Regions from separate parts of the Homo sapiens genome. Here region 2 is linked to region 1. Evidence: chromatin loops called from intact Hi-C (ENCODE). Cell type or tissue: CD14-positive monocyte. All regions are shown on one strand. Links, peaks and the distances in the headings refer to the core of each region. The heading gives the core; the rest is flanking DNA. Region 1 has its middle 210 kb from the start of LINC01254. Region 2 has its middle 140 kb from the start of LINC01254.

The links. Hi-C counts contacts between places; a loop is a spot of excess contacts. Peaks named below come from ENCODE experiments on the same cell type or tissue, not always from the same donor. Only the 100,000 strongest peaks of a DNase experiment are listed, where the experiment ranks them.
Region 2: it touches region 1 in a loop (1.8-fold over the local background); 5 of 110 quality-filtered maps call a loop at or near these places.

What each region holds. Positions count from the first base shown.
Region 1 is chr18:10,200,556-10,203,477 of GRCh38, forward strand. No RefSeq gene overlaps it. Among named protein-coding and RNA genes, the nearest start is that of LINC01254, 210 kb to the right of the region's middle. In CD14-positive monocyte, for the core only: no CTCF peak of the experiment used is centred there; a DNase peak (open chromatin) is centred at 1,306; H3K4me3 peaks cover 636 bases; H3K27ac peaks cover 1,273 bases.
Region 2 is chr18:10,273,584-10,276,505 of GRCh38, forward strand. No RefSeq gene overlaps it. Among named protein-coding and RNA genes, the nearest start is that of LINC01254, 140 kb to the right of the region's middle. In CD14-positive monocyte, for the core only: no CTCF peak of the experiment used is centred there; no DNase peak of the experiment used is centred there.

The sequences.
Region 1 (2,922 bases), core at 172-2,671:
GGGGTGGGCCTTGTGGTTTTTCTTGACCCTCAGTGCTGATTTCCAGTGAGCTGAATGAACACAGTCCTTAGAGGGCCTGGGGCTCCAGGGTGTCCCAGGATGACCATTCCAGGGGGCAGAGTTGGAAAGACAGTGGCACCTGTTGCTGGCACATTCAGTCTGCCCCTCTGCGATTCTATTCTCCTCCACTTTGGTAGCTGAAATGATCTCTTCTCTTCTAGTTTCCCTGTCAAGATGATTCTTAAAACAGCCCATAGCCATCATGTAAGCTTGATGCAAATATAAATTAATGAGTTCCTAGGACCAGGCATTCAGAACTTCCAGCATGGGGAGGGTGTGTGGAAGGGGACAATGCCTTGGAAGTTCCAGAGAGCAAGGTTTATTGCCATGTAGATTTCTGAATGAGTCCTGCCTCTCTGAGGAGTCTGGGTTCTCTCCAAGAATCCTTGTCTGACCAAGACCCTGATAGAGCTCATACCTTTCACAGTACAGAGTCCAGCGTTGACTCAGGCTGGCTGTGGACTCTGAGATGGTCCTGTTGGGTTCAGATCTCCAAGGCAGCTCTGGACCTATAAGGATGTGGACGGGGTGTCTGCGCTTTGCCAGCTCGGAATAGCAAGGGATGAACCCACTCAGTGAGGGTATCAGCTCCACAGCTGAGAAAGAGAGGCCCTCGAGGGGGTGCGGAGGTGATGGTTTTGGCTTCTCTGGTTTCTGCTTCCCCATTCCAACACCTTCAACTCAGTCAACCCTTTCCAGGGAAATTTAGAAGAACAAATGGAGCTGCTACCTACTCACTTCAAAAGAGAAACGTTTCTTTTATCTTCTGCGGTGAGATTAGGACGCCAGTCACATTTACTTGTGTCTGAATACTTTAAACACATTCTTGGGAAAACATAAACAGGATTTATATGAAATGCTTTAATCCCCCCCATAGAGCAATGAACTCTTATGAAAGGGCACCAGCCATTCTAGAGTTTGGTGCCATAATATTTGCTGATGACTGTTTCTCACCCTTGAATTGGTAGTGGCCTCAATTCAAGTCATAAACATCTCCAGAATGCCTTTAAATCCAGGGCCTGCACCAAGGGGAACTGAGATATGCAGGAATGGTCTGGGGCTTCAAAGAGCTCGGGATCTCACATTTTAATAAGCAAACTGCCATTTTTAATTTTTAATTGCTCTGACCTCTTATCCTACTGAGTCTAAAATGATTTTCAGCAACTTCCTTCTAAGATGTCTGCTATCCACATGCTTCATAAAAAGAGAAGTGTGAATGTAGTTTTGGCAGGTTGGGTCATCTGTCAGCATGAGGGCTGGGATGGGGACTCTTGTTCCTGAAATACGATCTACCCAGAGGTCTTTCTGCATAAGGCATTCTGCCTGTCAGTCCTTTGGAAAAGAAAATGAGCTCTTAACACATCCATTTGGTAAAACTGAACTTTTCTAGCCTCATAGGATTTAATAGGAGAGTGACTTTCAATGTCATCTGCTCTGATTGGCTTGTGGTATCGATGAGGAAACTGGGATCTAGGTAGGTCCCAGGCACATGCAGAATCTCCCAGCAGTGTGGTTAGGTGCAGCCTTTGGGGAAAGCAAGATATGATTGCATCGTAAACCCAACATCAGACATTGCAATTACAAATTGCACTTTATGCATCATCTCAAGGGCCAGAGGAAGGTCATCAGTTTACAGAGGTCGTGGTAGGAGGAAAGACACAACACACACACATGCACACACCCACCGCCTCCCAACACTCACACACTCACACATGTAAATGTGTGCACATCCTTTTACTTTTACAAATAAAAGGGAAATTGGAAAAAGGAGTGTCACCTCCAACTTTTATATCCTTAGAAGGGAAGGCAGGTACTATAATACAGTGACTTAAAGTATCCGAAATATTTGTTTTCTTAAAAATCACTCAAGTTCTTAAAAATAAAGTGGAGACCAATTTAAAAGTCAGGTGTTACAGAAGAGGAAATGACTTAAATATCTATTTCTCTTTCCTATGAGTTAATGTCTCCGTTGTCCATGTTCTATTATGTCTTTGAAAATAATAACTCTGGCTGTTTATTTTTGTTTTATTTATTTATCAACTTATTTTTTGGCTGCGCCTGTCTGGCCTTCCACGGGGGGCATTCAGGATGGACCTGTCTGGAAGAGCTGCAGGGAGAGCACTGTCTGCTTTCTGCATTTGAATGAACATCAGCCAGAAACCCACAGCCCCGGAGTCATCTATTTGTTTTTAGAGTGTGGTCATTATTTTTCTGATAATGTGGTCCACGTCAGCCCAGAGGCTTTGGCTCCCCGCATCCATAAAGAGGGATCCAGAGTGCCCCAGTAGCGTTTTTTCTGTTCAGCATGGGGCCTCTGAGGTGCCCCTGGTTTCCAGTGATGAAAAGAAAGCCAGGGGGCCCTACCTCACAGAGACACAGTTCTTTGGGCTTTGTCCTCGGGGCTAAAATATAAATCACAACATGTCATGTAATGTAACTGGACAAGCCTCGGAAAGGTTACCCGTGGGGTGCTGGTGTGGCCGAGCCCCTACTGAGAGGGAAGGGCTTATCTGCCTTAGTGCTGGCCTCTCTGTCGCTTCAAATGGGAGTTAAAAGCAACACTCTAAGTGGATTAGACCTCCAGATTAACTTGAGTATCCTGTGTTGAAAGGCCTGGATTTTACTCTCCCCTGAGACCTTGAGGATTTACTAAGGACCTGTATTTCCAAAACTTCTACAGCAGCTGCCAGGCAGGCAATCCTATTGTTGAGAGATGGGGGCAGGGGGGAGTGAGAAGCCCCTCCTCTCCCTCTGATTTGGCCCCCTCACTTTGCTCTTTTGCAGAACCATCGCTGCTCCTGACCCCTTCTTCCATCCAGATAATCAGGCAGGCAGAGCGCTAGCAACACATGGCACAGGAGT
Region 2 (2,922 bases), core at 310-2,809, 73 kb after region 1:
CAGCTGGAGACATCCCTTTTGGTGTCGTTGGTTAACTGTTAGTTATAGAAACCAAGGGAGAGGATGAAATTCTTTAGTGAGTTTGTGAAGTAAGTGGAGAGTCAAGGATGTAACAGGGAGACATCAACATCTAAGGAGAAAGTGCAGAAGGGGCCAGAAGAGGGGGTGAGAAGAGTGGTGAGAAAGGTAAGCACAGAATGCATAGGGAGCAAAATCTCAAATACTAAAAAAGGATATTAAAAAAATAAAGAGGAGGTTTTTAATATTAACAAATGCAAAAGAGATCAAATAGGATATAGACTGAAAAGAAGACCTTGGGTCTGTCATCTAGGAGGTCATCGATGAGCTTTTCAAGGACAAAAAAAGAAGTGATTAATTCTGCCTGGGGCTGGCTAGAGAAAGGTTCTGAAGGAGAGCTGATATTTGAGTTGGACCATTCAACATTGGTGAGATGGTGACAGGCAGAGAAGAGGGGAAAGGCACCTCAGGCAGAAGGAGCAACACAGGAAAAAGCAAAACCCCAAACGAAGAGATCCTTTGGAATTCCATTGCGCTCTTTGGACTTTTACAGGCAGCATCAATCTGGCAGCACGAGTCTATTAGGCCATGTTTTGTTTTCTCCATGTTGGAGAATCTTAAGGTTTCTTTTTCTACTGTAGACATAATAATTGAGATTGGGAAATATAATTGGTGTCTTCCAAAGAGACATATGGTTCAATATTTTATGAAAATAAGAGTTCTAAAAAAACAGAGGAAGTGGGACGACTCTGCAAATCCATCTCATAGAGCATGTCATAATTTGGAAAGGTAATATGTGCTAGCTGTTGTCACAAATGGCTCCCGAACTCTCAGAGGCTTAAAACAATCCAAGTTTAGTTCTCACTCACATGGAGCCTGATGGGGTCCAGCAGCTCTTCTGGGCAGCTCTCCTTCATGTAGTGACTCAGAGATCTGCCCTCCTTCTACATGTGCTCTGCATTCTTGGATCCTTTCAGTCCCAGCCATGTGGACAGGAAAAGAAACCATAGGGAAATCATACCAGATGCCGAGTCTGGAAGGAACATTTCACTGCCGTTCACATTCCATAGACCATATTCGGCAAATGGCCCACCCTACCTAACTGCAGAGGAGACCCGAAAATGTCCATGAGCACATTGGTATGGGTGAGCACTAACGGTATATGCCCACTGATGATTGATTATTAAAATATTGATTATTAAAATTTTATTTGCTTCACCTGAAAAATGTGAATGGATTTAGGCATTGTCCATTTTCTACATTTTGCAGATAGCCTTGCTCCTCTGATTCCTTGGGGCTCAATAGTTCAGACTGTTATTAAAGGCAGATTTTTGTATTATAAGAACTCTGCCCTGAGGCTGTGAGCGACTTGAGTACAGGGTTAAAAACTATAGAATTATGTTTCTAGGGGTTTTCAAAGTGAACTGAGTTCTCAAGGTAAATTCAATTTCGTGGGTTTAAGGTGAATCAGTCGTTGTGGTTGGCATCATGGAGCATGCTACAGCGGAAAAGAAGGTCTTTAAGGAAGATTACATCTACCATGCAGGAATGGGTGGGAATGAAGTGGGAATGGGCATAGGGGTGAAGGAGAATGGGTTTCATGTCATAATGGTGCAATATCAAGACTGTGTTTTGCATATTCAACCAAGTCAATCTTAATTTTGGGCAAATAATATTGTAAAAATGTTTACAGCAATTTTTTTAAAAAAATACACTATTCTTTTTTATTTTTCTATGTTTTCCCGCAGTTTGTCTTCATATGCATGCAAAACCTTCATGTAGCGGGGCTCATCGCATGCATCTTTGATTCTAGCGTTTTCACACATCACACCGTCTACCGTCTCCCACCCCAACTCTACCTATGCTTCTCTCCTTTGGCTCACCCCATTCTGATCACATGGATAATCCCCTTCCTGACCTATCAAGCTCTTTCCTATCTCAACATGTTTGTAGCTGATGTCCTCTGGGATGCTTTTCACTGAGCTCTTCACATGACTGGTTCATTCTTACTTTCAGGTCTTGGCTCAAAGGTCATTCCCCTCAGAGGGAATTTCCCTGAACATCATATGAACAGAACGCCTTCCCATTCTTCTCTATTGCATCATATCACATCATCACGCTTATTCGCATCATGTCATTTTTCACCATCTATAGATATATTTCATTCCTTACTTATGTTTATGTTTGCCTCACTAGAACATAGCTTCTGTAATGAACATTATTATGTATGTAATCTTTCCTCTTCTTTGAATTATTCCTGTGGACTCTTTTCCTGAATAAATTCTCAGGAGTGAGATTATTGAATTGAATATTGTGAACCTTCTTATTGTTTTTGAAATACGGTTGCCATAGCACTCTCCAAAAGTTGTATCGATGTACACTGCCATCAGCGAAATGTCTTTGTACCCATTTTACTACATTATAAATCATTGTCAGTACTGGGTTATACACACACATGTGAAATTTGGCAAAATGACTAGGTGTATTTAAGGATTGATTTATGAATCATTTGAGATTAACAATTACTTGAGCATGAGATAATATCCTGCATACTGAATTCTTCAGGCCAAACTTTCAAGATAATATATTTCTTTATTAGTATTTTTTTAATCAGTTCTCTATCCTGCAAGTAATGAAGCATCCTCTGGAGGAGCATCAAAGCAGAGAGAAAGCACCCAGCCATCCTGAGAACCACATCACTCTCTCCACCAGTCATTCAGCTATGCCTCTCAATCATCAGAGTTACGAGTCTGCAAATTGGAGGCTTCAAATGTCTTTAACTGCTTAGAATATGTGGGTGAGGTATAATTTCGCTTTATTTAGCTTATTTACTATCAAAATAAGCAAGTTAGATTTATAGAAAATAACTAGGATCTCTGAGGCATGAAGCAGGGTATCAAATAC